3 separate regions of the Mus musculus genome follow, and all the other regions are linked to region 1. A link is a loop called in an ENCODE intact Hi-C map of the cell type or tissue named here. Cell type or tissue: left cerebral cortex. All regions are shown on one strand. Region 1 overlaps Bicdl1 (BICD family like cargo adaptor 1). Region 2 overlaps Prkab1 (protein kinase, AMP-activated, beta 1 non-catalytic subunit). Region 3 holds the start of Gm42008 (a long non-coding RNA gene).

What was found. Hi-C counts contacts between places; a loop is a spot of excess contacts. Peaks named below come from ENCODE experiments on the same cell type or tissue, not always from the same donor. Only the 100,000 strongest peaks of a DNase experiment are listed, where the experiment ranks them.
Region 2: a loop joins it to region 1, with 3 times the contacts of the local background. A loop is called at or near these places in 8 of 42 quality-filtered maps.
Region 3: a loop joins it to region 1, with 2.7 times the contacts of the local background. A loop is called at or near these places in 3 of 42 quality-filtered maps.

Annotation. Positions count from the first base shown.
Region 1 is chr5:115,650,205-115,655,204 of GRCm38, forward strand. It overlaps Bicdl1 (BICD family like cargo adaptor 1), which reads right to left. Exons shown (of 9, transcript NM_001080808.2): 8 at 1,615-1,735. Among named protein-coding and RNA genes, the nearest start is that of Mir7030, 7.1 kb to the left of the region's middle. In left cerebral cortex, a CTCF peak has its summit at 2,999 (motif pointing right); a DNase peak (open chromatin) is centred at 2,927; H3K4me3 peaks cover 910 bases; H3K27ac peaks cover 1,523 bases.
Region 2 is chr5:116,016,678-116,021,677 of GRCm38, forward strand. It overlaps Prkab1 (protein kinase, AMP-activated, beta 1 non-catalytic subunit), which reads right to left. Exons shown (of 7, transcript NM_031869.2): 2 at 4,806-4,969; 3 at 3,697-3,790; 4 at 3,327-3,441; 5 at 1,271-1,404. Among named protein-coding and RNA genes, the nearest start is that of Prkab1, 5.2 kb to the right of the region's middle. In left cerebral cortex, a CTCF peak has its summit at 2,273 (motif pointing right); a DNase peak (open chromatin) is centred at 67.
Region 3 is chr5:115,904,668-115,909,667 of GRCm38, forward strand. Cit (citron) reads left to right here. Exons shown (of 47, transcript NM_007708.3): 9 at 3,971-4,154. Gm42008 (a long non-coding RNA gene) reads right to left here and starts at 3,941. Exons shown (of 3, transcript XR_003955981.1): 1 at 3,734-3,941; 2 at 1,699-3,348. In left cerebral cortex, CTCF peaks have their summits at 2,784 and 3,842; DNase peaks (open chromatin) are centred at 2,811, 3,125, 3,841 and 4,668; H3K4me3 peaks cover 3,002 bases; H3K27ac peaks cover 3,078 bases.

The DNA of each region.
Region 1 (5,000 bases):
CCTGACAATGGGCTCCGCCACTACCCGTCTGCAAGGAGCCCTGGTAATTACCACTAGTATGCAACCACCACCTTCTCCTCCGGCTTTTAACCCAGTGGGAGCTGTGTGATGCTCTGACAAAAAGGCCCTAACAAACCCACAGGGACTCGGTTGCTCGAGTCCAAGCACATGGTGGGTGAGGCCAGGTTAGGGTGGGCTCCCTGCAGCATGGAAAGGTTGAGCTGTGTGGCTCAGTAGGCACTCATGAGCTGAAGGGCAGACCCTGGATGCCTCTTACCTCAGCTGCACTCAGGCCTTGCTCTGTGGGCGTATTTAAAGGTCTCCAAATGAAACCAGAGGACCTTCCTGACCCCTCCCCAGGTGGAGAGCACACAGCTTGTTCCCCTATTCCTCCTCCTCCTCCTTCCCCTGCCAGCTCCATTCTCCACTTGCCTCTCAGGTTAGACCCTGTGTCATTTTTGCCAGCACACGGCTCCTACTTCTTGAGCCCCAGTGCAGATTCTCAGCACACTGACTGCTCTGTGGCACTTAGGACAAGCTCCATAAAATACATTGTTCAACACCAAAGGGAAAACACAGAGCTTTAGAAAAAGTCCTCTCGATGCCACCATATTTTCTGTCACAGTCACTTCAACTGCGCTCTTCTACTTAAATAACTGAATCCACCAATGAACTCCCAGGGAATGTATCTCCTTGGAACTTTACACGTGCATGTGCACCTGTGCACGAGCTGGTCCCGATCCCGCCTGCTGCTATCCTGCAGTGCAAACCCATCTAGGACAGGGCGGCATTGGTCTGCCATGCTGCAGTGACAGGAGGAGGAGACTGGGACTTGATGGCACAGAGATGAGGCCAGGCTCTGGCATACAACACAGTGGGCCATGGGGAGATGGCAGATGTGGGACAGATGGCAGAGGACAACAGACGGATGGACGCAAGGCTCAATCTCACCTCAAAGGCAGGAGGGGTGTACAACTAAAGCTGTTGGCACAGGAACTGAGAAAGGCCACTAGATCAGAAACCAAAGCAGCCAGATAGTAAAGAGCCCCGAGGACGCAAACTGTAGCCGGGAGGAGAGAAGAGAACAGCCCCGGTGAGCCATGGTGCTGGCTGCTGCCGGCCCCATGGGGCCACGATGTAATGGACACTGCTGTTCTGTCGGTCACTGCGGGGCTCACCTAAGTCACAGGTGACTACTATCTAGTAGGTTACAGTCTCTTGGAGAAAGACATTAACCATTTGAATCAGCCTATCTCACCCTCATCCCTGAGTCACGACCTTAGGGCAGTAAGGAGTTGGGAGACCCTGAAAATGGGGACTTAGAGATAGCTGCATAGAGATAGCTGCACTGACCCATGCCTGAATAGCGCCCTTGGATGAAGAAGCCACAGACCTTTGAGAAGGGCAGGGCAGCACCTGTGGGGACCACTGGGCTGAACCACATCACTCTAAAACAAACCGAATGAGCAGCTGAGTGGGGCCGACTCCACATCTGGTGGAGGTGCATCCCTCCCAGGGGCTGCCTGGGCTTTCTGTCTCCTTGGGGCCCGGGGGCTCCTAATGCGGGTTCTGAGTGGGTGCCCCCCCCTCCCCCGGCCCTGGGCGCTTGCTTACCTGCCAAGCCTCCAGCTGCTGAGAGAGGTTCAGTTTTTGCTGAATGGCATCCAGTAGCTGGCTGTTCAGAGACATCATATCCATCTTGCACTTGGCGAGTTCCAGCTCCACAGCGTTCTTCCTGCAAACATGGGCTGCGATGAGCACGGACATGCGCACCTTGTGCCTCTTCACTAGGAGACCTGGAGTCTCGGGGAAGGGAAGGGCCGATCCCACACCATAGGGTCCCTGGAGCTATGCTTCTTCAAGGACTGACTGCAACTTGCCTGCTTCCTAACCAAGCCATAGGTACAAAAGATGACCTGTCATCGCTAAACAGGTGTCACAGCGAGAGGGTAAAAGAGGACAGAGCCTAGAGAGGATCAAAGGCCTCTCAACAAAGGCGCTGCTTGCTGGCCCTTCACTAAAGGCTGTGCACAGCACAGGGTGGGGACCTTCTCCTCCTGCTATAAAAGGTAGTCCTTTGGACAAGCTACTCAGCCATTAAAGAAACTGTTCCAAAGATAAAGATGTTCAAAGGATGGTGGCCATAGTTTAGCAACATTAGTTTGCAATAACTGGGGAACTGTTTAAAATTTTTTAAAAAAGACAATACAACACGGGCACCAGTGAAAACCCAGATACATGGTACTTACTGACAGTGATGGCACTGGGGAGGAAAAGGTCAAGGTTTTGGGAATAAAATTGCCAGTGTGTGGCCACATACCATACACGCTGGGGCTATCATCCCTGGAGATGGCACTGATACGAGCTCTCCCTCCTACTTCAATATTTCCCATTTGTGTGTCTTGGGTACTGTTTTGCTCACCTTCCCAACGTTATTACAGTTTAGCCGCTCAATGCAAAAAGCAGGCCCCGTGGAGAGGGTGTGAGAGGAGGATGCCGGTAGCGGAGCTGCCTCTGCAAAGGCGGCGCCCGCTGCCTGAAAGCAGATCCTGCCAGGCCCGTGGAGGGCCGCAGGCCTGGCCTGCAGTGGCTGCCCTTCTGCTCTCAGGACACACTAAATGAGCAAAGCCGGAACGAGTAGGTGATTCTTATTTGTACAGAACTCAGACCATACTTCCTCCTCGCCCGCCTTGCCCTCTACCCAGCAATTAGTCACCTACTCCACACCCGGTGTGCTGCATTCACCAGCCACTCTGCCCTAGAAGCAGCTCCCGACAACTCTGGGCTGGTCCCGGCCCCGCCCACTGCGGCTGCAGGCCACAGGGATAGGACCAAGCCTGTCCAATGGGCAAGCGTGCAGACACTGCAGATTGCTTCTGTCATGCCCACAGGCATTGGCTGTTAAAGAACAGCGGAAATCCTCCTGGCAGCGGTTGCCATGGACGCGATTTGCCTGACAGTTCCCCCAGCGGCTCTAGCCTCAGGAAGTACCAGGGTCCGCCCGCAGATGGCGCCGCGAGCAGCCCGGAGCTACCGGAAAGTGCTGACTAACGCCAGGGCCTGGAGACGCCAGTGCTGCAGTGCAGGAGGAAAGGGGAGTCTTTAACTGGAACCCCAGATCCAAAAGCATACCACACAACTCGCTTATCATACATGAATCCTAGTCTTTAAAAAGAGTTTTGGAGAGTGTTTCCGGGGTTGGAGAGTTGGCTCAGCGGTTAAGAGCACTGGCTGTTCTTCCAGAGGTCCTGAGTTCAATTCCCAGTAACCACATGATGGCTCACAACCATCTGTAATGGCATCCGATGCCCTCTTCTGATGTGTCTGAAGATAGCTACTGTGTACTCATATAACTAAAATAAAATAAATCTTAAAAAAAAAAAAGAATATTTCCAATGCCCAGAAGAACTCCTGAAGTCACTATTTTGATTTGTTTTGTTGTAAAGCCAATTGCTAGTCCCAGAACAATTGGTGGTACCCACATTGGTATGGTTTTAGTGGTACAATTTTTTCACCTGCCTGATTAACTTGTGTTTTTAGTGAGTGCTTTTGAATCGTAAGGTGATACACTGCTAGCGGCTTTCCCATTGTGTCAGATAAAGACTACCTTAAGGTTTCCCAGCGCAGTCTGCTGAGGCCAGTCTCCCTGGACACACGTTACAGTATACAGGTGAAGCAGCGGCTCCTCCCAGCCACTCTGACGCCACTGTGTGGGAGCCCCGGTGATTAACATGTGCAGGCACGGAGGTTCACCCGGAACATGGCACACAGGGGCAAGTGACACAGACAGGCCTTACCGAGATACACTGCACTCAATTCCCGAAACTGAGCTAGAAGAAACAGGCAACCTAATGGGAGGTCTGACCAGAGAAAAAGTAGACCCAAAAGTGAACCAGGACGCAGGTGATGGAAAGAATGGAAGGAATGGAAGGTAGAGCTGAGAACCTGCCACGCCACACTGCTCATGGCTCTAGCTTAAAGGCACAGGGCATCACTCAGACCAGCTCTCTTCAGACCCGCCTGCGCACTAGGGAGTGTGAGTCCTTGCCCTCCAGAGTTGGGTTTAAGAGCTTCCTTCCCTTCCTTTACTTCCCATTGTGGAGGCACCATTTACCTTCTCAGTGAAGGGGCAGCAACTGAGGCCCTAGGAAATATTTTTAGGTCAGCTGGGTGTGCTCGTGCACACCTGTAATCTCAGTACCTGGGTCTAAGACCAGGGAGAAGGCTGGCCTTAGAAGCCAGCCTTGGCTGCGTAGCTAAACAAAGCAACCAACTCACAGAATAGGGGCTCCGGGAAGCTACCCCTGTGTGCTTCCAACATGTCCGATGGAAAGAAATGCGCTCACACACCCCTTCTCTGTTAACAACAATGACGGCCCGACAACACGGTTTAAGAAGATGACCTAGCTTATTGGGAAAACAGAAGAGTGGACACTGAAATGGTATGAAATCATCCCAGTGAGAAGTGCAGACAGACAGACAGCCCGGCTTCCCAGGGGCAGCTCAGTTAAAGGGGTGGCAAGTATGACAGACTTTCAGAACACGTCAGTCAGGTGAGCTCTCGGGCGCCAGAGCAGATTCTAAGCAACTAAACCTCCATTTATGACATAACTTGTACGTGCTGGGGGAGGGTTAAGAAGGCTGACTGGATAGTGTTTTCTCGGAGGGTTTACTGGGAGAGCGTCTGCCTGGCACACACGAGGCTCCGGGCTTGCCCTCAGCATAAACACACCACCAAACAAAAAACCCATCTGACCAACTAACCCACACAACACTCTCGCTAAAGCTGACGGACCCGCAGATGAGGGTTCCTGCTAGGATGCTTTTGTGTACACTTGAGAATGTCTGTAAATGAAAAATTAACCAAAAATAACAAAGCAGTGGTTGACACAATAATAACTTTGGGAAGCTAAACTGTACATGGGGATACCCTATGCCACACTAGTAGCAGGGAATAGCACACGCCACCCATAGTAACAGAAAGAAAAACCAACCAACTA
Region 2 (5,000 bases), 370 kb after region 1:
CATCAAAAATTGTATCACAGCAGCTGGACAAGAAACTACAACAGTGGGTGGCTCAGCCTTAAAAAGGAAGGAAATTCTGTCACTTGCAACAACGTGGATGGACTATGGACATAAATAAGCCAGCCACAGGGAGACACATGCGACATCTTTTAAAAGCAGGCTAGGAGAACTGGATGGTAATTCTGGGGAAGACACCGGTTAAAAGCTACAAGATGTCTGCAGAGACAACTGTGAGAGGAGCTACGGCCCGAGAACAGGCTGACCACAGTCATTCACAGGACAGCAGATTTCCCAAAGCCTCTAAGAAAAGAACTCTGAGCGCTGTCTGGGGATGCCAGTCAACGTATCTGCTCCAGTCTCTTCACTGTGAAGCTGAAATAAGACTCCTCGGAGAGCACTTTCCTAACTGAAGACAAGATCTGTAAGAGCTGACAGTGAGGTCAGACACAGTTCTCCTGAATTCATGGTCTAGCCTCTCCCTAGCCATGCCTCTGTGTGTGTGTATGTGTGTGCGTGTGCGTGCACGCGCGCTGAATCTTTAAGGACAGCGGCTAAGGGTCCTTGCAGTTCTGTTACTAATGCGCACTGGTTATTTGTTTAGCCAGTGGGGTCTGAGGCTGAGTGGTCTCTCCACTGACCTCCTCCTGGATTCACAGGAGTGAGCCGGGATCTGTGCTTGGTCACAGCACAGAGTGGACTGAGTCCACTTAAGGAAAGGCACGTCTTCCACAAACCCTGACACTGCCGTAGGGAACCCTCCACACACAGTCAGCTCAGCAGCACGTGGGCTCTGCTGCTGTGTCCAGTGTTGAGGGAGGGGCTTTCTTTAGCACCAGATACAGTTTGCTTTGTCCCTAAGGGCTCACGTACTGGGAACTTAGTCCCCAGTGACTGCTGGGAGATGGGTCCTAACTGGTGGTGAATTAGGTCATGAGGGCGGAGCATGGATTAATGTAGGCACCCTGAGTGGGTCAGTCATCCTGAGGGCATCGCTTGCCCTTGCACCTTCTGCCACAGTGGATGTGGTAGAGGTTATAATGTGTTATAAGACAGCTCGAATTCTACCCCAGGAGGGCTGACGTTTCCAAAAGTAACTTAGTAACTAAAACTAGATTCTAAAATGTCTAGCTGACCAAGGGGTGTGTAACAGATGTGAATCTTTCACAATGTCAGGGGAGGACCACAGCAGTCCCCAACAGTGGAAGGCACAGGAGTTCTCCACTGTCTTTTAAGAAGTGAGCAGAAAGGAGCTCCAGATGGGAGTACTCACAGAGATGCCCGTGTCCTTGTTCAAGATGACCTGCAGCAGGTGTGGCGGGAGGATGGGCGGGGCTTTGAACCTCTCTTCTGGTTTAGACATGTAAGGCTCCTGGTGGTAGGGTCCTGGGGGCGAGCTGGACAGCTCTGTTGGGAGATGTCGACAAGACACTCAGACTGTAGGCTCTGCAGCTGCATTTGATGCATGGGGCCCTCATCTAGCTTTCTGTCCTGATTTCCTCAATCCAGGTTTGTATTTTCTTCAAAGACATTCAAGCTCAAACAGGGAAAACCAGAGGGGATGAAAAGTGCCCTGGAACCGGGGTGCTCGGGATAAAGCTCGACGCTACCTCGAGAAGCTCAGTGGAAGGAAGAGCAGCTGTGGCAAAGCCTAACAGGGAAGCCATCCCCCATAGCCTGGCCTCTCGTCAGCACAGTAAGGCTTCCTTCTTACTGCAGGCTGAGTTTGGCAACTGCCACAAGTTCTGGGCTTCAAGTGGGGATTAAGTGGCCCAGCCTAAGTTACCAAGTCTCCCAGGCAGAATAAAAGAAGTCTAACGAGGTACTGATGCACTAAAAAATAACCATAAAGACCAACGTGTAAAGGATCTTTGGCTCTACACTCCTGGGTCTGAGTGTTTTCACTATGTAGGCGCAGTAGAAGCTTCTGGAAGCACAGTACCTTGCCTTAGAAGCACCTCGAATCATGACAGCTGGCTGGCTAGATAGAGGATGGCACTGAGCTGTCACCCGAGTGTCGGGAAGGGTTCTGGCTACCTGACCCCTAAGCTGGCCCAGGGCTGCTTTAACTTTCTCAACATCAATTTCTAGGTCAGGCTCCCTTCACACCTCAGCACAAGAACTGAGAAAAAGCACTCGATGCAGAAAGCTGAGCTGTAAGAAATAAATACATGGCATTTAAAAAAAAAAAAAACAAAAAACAAACCCAAACAAGCCACTTGAATGTCTAACAGGAAGTTTAGAGCTGATCTGGCTCCAGCAGCAGGGGGCGGTGCACTTTCTGCCTGCAAATGATCAACCAGACCTTTAGCTGAAGGCTCTGTTGAATAGTGTGAAGTTCGTGTCAGAAGCGTGTGCACTGCCTCCAGGCTGCACCCTTTGCCTGTCTGAAATGTGTAAGTGGTCATCCAGGAATGGCCGATAACCCCAGTAAGAGAGCACTGTTTTTAGATTTCTAAGCCTAGATCTGTAACCTTAACCACGGCCAGCCAAGCCCACCAGTCAATTACAGCTGTGGAGTCAGAAGTGCTAACTGTAAGAGATCCCAGAGACACGGAGGTGAGGGTGGGAAAGCCCTCGGTAAACTGATAGCTGGCTACTGCTGAGAGCTTATCTTACTGATTCCCAGAACTGCTGCCCAGGAAGCAGCCCACACACAAAGAAGGGAAGCACACCTAACGTCCATCTGGATTCTAACACACAGTTTCTCTCCTGAGCTGTCCCTCTGACCTTCCAGGGATTCTCTTCCTCCCAGATGTGGTCGGAACAAAGGTCACCGAAAGCTCCGTGCTTAGAGGACTCTAGTTTACCGTGACTGAGCACAACAGGTTTCCAGAAAAGAGCGTTGTGCCATGTGGCCTGTTTTCTATGGGGAGTCACTTCCAGTCAAGTGTGAATGGACGGCACCAGTGACAGCCAAGGTCACCGAGGTGGCGTTTATCACCTGTCAGCCTGCAATTCTCCAGGCACCACTGGCAGGACACGAGCTGGCAGTTTCCCTGGCAGTGGTTCACTACTGACCCAACGTGTCCTCGTGGGTCTCTTCAGGCCTGCCTATGGCATAACATCAAGTGTAGCTCTGTTCTAAAGCCAAGTGGAACTGCAAAATATCCCATAAGGCAAGGGCAGTGACTTATGGTTTCTTTGGGGGTTAAACTCCAACAGCCAGGGCCACTGGAATTAGGAAGGAACTGCTGTGGTCCGGAGAGCTACAACTGTCCACCTGGCTGGGCAGCTTTTGCTCAAGTGTGAGAGGCGAGGGAAACAGAGTATGTCCAGGCCACAGAGCCCCAGCCTGCACACACGTGGGATAAAGTAACTGTTCATACCAGACACATCGGAGCACTTTTGGGAATCCACCATTAAAGCATCAAATACTTCAAAGTCAGTTTTCTTCACTTGAATGATGTTGTTAACTGTGCCAAGCTGGCTGGTTACTATTGGCTGGGAAGAGACAGATAGGCAGAAATCATAACGTGGAAGGTCTGTGGATTCTTCAGAGGACTAGAATTCCTGGCTGGAAGGCCTCACTGCCTGGTTAGCGACTCTTGGTTAATTATACCAATGAGCTGGTAACTGGCGCTATCTAACTCAGAGCCACACGCAGGGAAGAGGGTCCTGATAGCACGCCACAAGGGAGGTGATGGGTGCTGGTTGTGCAGGTAGGTACTAGAGGGCCAAGGGCTGCAGGCAAAGTACCTCAGAAGGATCATGGGTCCACTGTCCATCCACGAAGAACTTGTACTGATGCTCTCCTTCAGGCAGGTCCAGGATGGCTACAAAGTTATTCTGGCTGCAGGAAGAAAGGAAGTAGAATTTCAGCTGGGTGGGCTGCCCTCTGACTCCAGGTATAACCAAGAGTTTGGCTGCAGGATGGCAAACATGGCAACCAATTCAGACAATTAATTCTTGGTCACGGCCACTAATGGAGCAGCAGGAAACTCACTTTGCTCAGACACTAGGAACCTAGAATCCTAACACTGGAAGGTCAACAAATGGCTGTTCATACCTTCCAAGTCTCCACGCAGAATACCACCGGGCGGGCAGGCGGGCTGGGTGCCACGGAGGTAAACATAGGCTGCCGAGCCATCCCTTTTGTCAGTGTGCCATGACAGGGACTGAGCCAGCGTAACAGGGCACATAGACGTTCTCCACACAGACCTGTCTAACTACCCCGCCACTCCTGAGATTGCTGTGGACTTGTAGCAGCCCTGGAAACACAGGGACACTGACAACAGTTGGGCTCAGACCAGCAGGGCACGGGCTCTCCCTCTGTTTACCAGAAGTAGTCACTGGTAAAGGCGCGATGACAGGAGTCCACACTAGGGTTTTTTTGTTTTGCTTTGTTTTTTTTGTTTTTTGTTTTTGTTTTTTTCGAGACAGGGTTTCTCTGTGTAGCCCTGGCTGTCCTGGAACTCACTTTGTAGACCAGGCTGGCCTCGAACTCAGAAATCCGCCTGCCTCTGCCTCCCGAGTGCTGGGATTAAAGGCGTGCGCCACCACTGCCCAGCCACATCAGGGTTTTGATAAATCGTCTCACTGAACCCTTGCTAATGATGTCTTCAGAGCATGGAACTTCCAACCTTCCAAAAAATAACACACAGGACTCAGTTAGAAGGGATCCAGGTCACCTGGTCCAGGAGTCCGATACAGAAGTGACCGTTCCATGCAGTAATGGGCTGGGATCCACACCCCTAAGGGTCCCAGCCCAGCGTTCTCTCCAATGCACCGGGAACAACTTTCTCAGAAGAAATGTATATCTAAATGTCAGAGCATAGCACAGAAATATCGTCCGCCGAGATCCTTACCTTCTCGTGAGGGGAAGCTTGCTCCAGTTGTTGAAGGACCCAGACAAGTAGACTTCCTTTCCACCCCCTGTCCATCGAAACACGGTGGGCCGGGCCTGGGCGGGGGCTTTATCATTCGCTTCCAGGTCGTGCTGCCAGGCCAGGAATTCCTCTTTCTCTGGAGCCTAAGAAGCAGAGGCGTTTACTTGGGGTCAG
Region 3 (5,000 bases), 250 kb after region 1:
GTGACCGCCTCTCCTGGCCCTTCAGGTCACTTTCCTCTTTCATCGTGTTGGCGCCCAGCCTTGGCATGTCCCCAGGATACTCCAGAACTCCTTGTCTGCAGACTATGGGGACGAGCCAGTGCACCTGGCTTAGCTTGCTCTTTTCTTAGGCTTCAGAGAGCTGGCTCTCTCACCTCAGTCTCAGTGCACTCTCTATGGAAGAAGGGTAGCCCTCCCCCTGGCCGAGTGTGTTCACACGCACTCGCTCAACACTCGCGTGTGCCGCTGTTCATTTCCCATGCTCCCGGATCCCATGGAGCCAGCTGCCCCAGCTGCAGTTTCTAAGTAGCCACCCTAGCTCTTCCCTTCTAAAGGGCCTAGATGAGGGGGTGGGCATCCTCACCCTTCTTGGGGCATTGGCTCATTTCTGGGCCACTTCTTCAGCTTTGAGGCTGCGGCTTCTCAGGTTGTGTGAGCCTTCGTTTGCTGAGGACCTGTTCTGAACTGACCACCTGGCAAGAGGTTGACGTCTCTAGCTTTTAATCTGTGCTATCAGTTCTCCCTTCTCTCAACTTGAAAATTATCTCACCTTTCTATATACCCCCCACTCCCACCCCTCAGTGCTGGGGATTGAACTCAGGGTCTTGCCCATGCTAGGTAGCATTCTACCACTGAACTATATTCTCAGCCTGTTGCGCACACGTGTGTGTGTGTGTGTGTATGTGTGTGTATGTGTGTGTATGTGTGTGTGTATGTATCTGTATGTGTGTGTATGTATGTATAAATGTATATGTGTGTGTATGTATGTGTGTGTATGTGTGCATGCAGATGTGTGTTTCTGCATGTAGAGGCCAGTGGACAGTCTCAGGTGTCGTTTCTTAGGTATCATTCACCTTTAAAAAATGAAAACAATGTTTTCTGTATCTGGTTTTGTCTGTGTCTATGGCTATGCCTGCATATGTTCCAGATGCTTGTGGAGGCCAGAAGAGGTCATCAGCTCTTTGGAGCTGGAGAGAAAAATGGTTATGAGCTGCTGTAAGGAAGGCAGGAATTGAACCCTCATCCTAGAAGAGTAGAAAATGCCCGTAACCACGGAGCCACCACTTTAGCTTTTCCCTTCCTCTCTCTGAGACGTGATCTCGCCCTGGCCTTGAACTCCCCATGTAGGCCAGGCTGGCCAGCCATGGAATGCCAGAGATCTTCCAGCCTCCACCGCACCGCTCAGTGCTGGTGATGAGGCTGTGCCATCCTGCTTGGCTTTATTTATTTGTAACCTGTGGGGATTGTACTCAGCCCCTTATGTTGGCTGACTCAACTCTCCAACCTCCCCACAGCCCCCAGAGACCGAGTCTCGCTATGTTCCTTGAGTTTATCATCTGTAGCCCAGGCAGGCCCTGGCCTTCTGATCCCCCTGCCTCAGCTGCCCGAGTGATCAGGTGATAGGCCTGTACTGGCAGCCCAAGCCTCTTTTCTAATCTTGACCGCAGTAATGCTTTGAGCATGGCAGAACTTTACAGATGAGCCTTATTTTATAGTACAGAAATTCAGAAATCATAATTACTTCACTGAGGGTGGCTCCTACCTCTCTATTAATCATCTTCCTAACACAGAAATGGAATTCTATTTTCGTCTCCTACAGATAAATTAGTATATAGTGGAAAGGGATTCAACTTCTGCGAGGAATTATAACGCCATGGTAGAATTAACACAAACACTCACCTTGGCGTGCCTGTGCCTTGTATAGCAGAGACCGACTCTACTCAGCGCAGATGCCGCGCTGTCTCACTGGACTTGAGCGGCTGCTAAGGTCTGCCACATCATGCACTGTACGCCAGCAATGATAACGGCCACAGGTCACCTTCATGGGTGTTCACCGAGTGCCAGAAGCCACACTGAGCACTTTGCATAGATTCACCTAACAGTCAGGTGCAGAGGCAGGAGAATCACAAGTTTGAGGCCAGCCTTCACTGCTTAGGGACACTCTTTCAAAGCCAGACATGACCTCCCCACAGATGCCTACAGAGGCTGAGTGCCTTTCCCAGGGTCATAGAACTGGAGTGGGTGGAATTGGGAGCCATTAAGCCACCATGTTTCTGTATCAGAGTCACCTACGTATTTCAGTATGTTTATCTCGATGTCCTTATCTTGGGATGGAAGCACTTCCTTTTGGTCATCATACATTGTAATTTCTGTGATTTCAATTTTAATCTTCCAAAGGAGGGATTGGGTGAGCACGGGCAGTCAGATGGGGTTTGCACCACCATTAGATTTGCACCCCAACCCCCCCCAACCCCCCGCTTATGGGTGTGCACAGGGGATGCGAACCCCTGCATCCAGTCCCAGTTCCCTTCCCATAAGCTAATGTTGAAAGCGTTAAGCCCCGGAGCTTCTGACTCCAGCAGGGAAGGCTGAGCTGCTCCCCGGAGAGCCCGGAGGTGTTAGATAAGTCTCTGTTAGCTCGCATTTCACATTCCCTGATCTTCTCTTCCCCACCTCACCTCGGTGCACCTCGGAGACTGTTCTTTTGCATATCCCAGAAGCACCCGCCGCCCCTCCGCGTTCACCTCCCTCTTCCTCCGCACCCCTCCACATCACTCCGGTTACTTCTCTGCCTGGCACTGCTTTGACCGTTGTCCCCGGGGATGCTTCGGCAACAGCCAGCTCCTTCTGAGTCTGTGGGGCTGAAGGCGTGCTTGCTGCTCACCCCCCACCCCACCCCCAGCACAGAACTCTGTCTGGAAAACAAGAGGTTAAAAAAGAAGTCTGGACCGTGAAGGGCTGTGACAACTGTCCTAGGGGGAGCTCTAGCGAGCCCTGGCGGGCAGTGACTCATGCGGCTCCGTCACTCAGATCGGCATTGGCCCCTGCCACGCAGGGTGGCCAGGTGGGGTTACCGCCAGAGCACGCACTAAGGAGTGGGGAGGTGGTAGCATGCAGCCTGCACTGCGGGGGATGTGATGCCGGCTTGCCAACTTCCCCCTGCCTGGTCCACTGCGGACGTCCCAGCCTGCAACCATGGTAACACTTCTGACTGGAAATGCCCCTGGGAGCCCCCCACGATGGGCAGCCTCCTGGTGACTGATGGACAGCCGCTCACGCGTCTGAGTGAGAGAGCCTAGTAGGTCTGCAGGCGGCAGAGACGATGTGATTCCACCCCCCCTCCCCAGCTGGGAGTCATGCCATAAGAGGTAGGAGCCTCACCACAGATGTGCGTCTGTGGGTCTCTATGTACCCCTCACCGGTGCTGGGTGCTGTAAATCACTGCAACTTTATCTGGCTGTCTTTTGATTATGCTGGTTGAACTGCGGTGGATTCGATGGGCAGGGGTGTGTTGAGGGGAGTGGGGGTTTTGGGGGGGGAGATAATGAACTAAAAAGGAAAAAAAAAAGTGGTTAATAGGATCTCTGAGTAGACTCAGCTGGCTATGAATGAACCAGACTGCAGCGGTGACCCAACCACGGTTGTACAGCTTTCTAAGCCCACCGTCCTGTTCTCTCCCCTCATTCTGGCTAAGTCATGAGACATGCACGTCTTCCATCTGACAGCCATGCATATCACCAACTATTAATCATTTTAGACCTGTCTGGAAGAGGGGCTCAATGGGCTTAGGTCACCCGGCACCCTGGCACTCCAGCGTCCAGGGATGGAAGGCTGCTGGAAATAATGAGCCAGGAGCTGCCTTCCCTGGGTGAGTTGCCCAAGCACTTCAGCGGGGGGGTCCAAGTGACCTGTCTGAGTTTATCTTTCACCTCACCCACTGCCCAGAGAGGCAAGCTGTCTGCGGGTTGGTGGCCATGTTGGCAGCGAAGGGGTTAATCTCTTGTTGCTGTAGGAGCCGAGGCTGGGTCTGCCTGCGCTAGGAGCTGGGTTGAAAGCAGTCGCTGCAGTGCTGTCTCCAAACGCCTAAGGAGTAAGGCGCTTTTTCCCCCTCTGCAACAGTGTGGAATTCTGAATTTTTTCTCCCCCCCCCCCTTGTTTTTCTTTTAACCAGCTCCTCCCCCCTTCGTCCCCACCCTCAAGTCTGACGATGACACCTCCAATTTTGATGAACCAGAGAAGAATTCGTGGGTTTCATCCTCTGTGTGCCAGCTGAGCCCCTCGGGCTTCTCAGGCGAAGAGCTGCCGTTTGTGGGATTTTCGTACAGCAAGGCACTGGGGTATCTTGGTAGATCTGAGTAAGTGACGGTGACTCTCTGGGGGGACCTGCATGGATGGCCGGTACACAGAGCCAAAGGTGCTGATGCTGGTGCTGTGGTGTGCTGTGCTGTGCTGGTGGGAGGGTTGGGGGAGTGCGTCGGAGGGAAGCCTCTGGGCTGCCTGTTTGGGGCTCGTGGGGCTAGACTGTTGATGCTCGGTTCTGCATGGCGTGTCAGGTGCCTGTTCCTCCTGTCCATGGCATCTGAACAGTCAGCTGGGCACTTTGGGTTAGTTTTTTCCATCTTTAGTCTTATTTAGAGGGAGGAGAAGAGTGGGAGATTTCTAGCAGTGCAGATACCCGGTTAAAAGGGGAACCTTGGATGAGTTAAACTGAGCTGTCTGTCCATCCATCTCAAGAGAGAGGATGGCCGGAACCCTGGCTGTATCGGAAAGGATCCGAAACACGGGATCTCATCAGCCTAAAGGGTTTCCCAATGGGTTTAACCGAGCTGCAAGTGGCTGAACCAGAGCTCTAGCAGAGAGATGACGCTGGGCTCCTGTCCAAGTATGCTGCAAGATCAGGGATCTGGCAGCTGAGCCATTCCAAGTAGGGAGAGAGCACTGGTGGCCAGAAGAAGCCCCGTTCCTTCCTGTGAGCCCCCAGGAGCAAGTGTGATGCAGCCGGCAACTAAAACCCTAAACAAACTCGGCAGCTAGAACGAGCAATAGAGATGTGCTGTAACCCTCCTGACCTGGGAATCGTCCTCTCTCGTCTGATAGGAAGCGTTCAGAAGACGGGGCAGACGGGGCTTGCTTGAAGGGTCCTGATTTCCAGACTCCTAGAATCTGTGTTAAAAACAGCTGCCTTGGGATGTAGGAGTTGG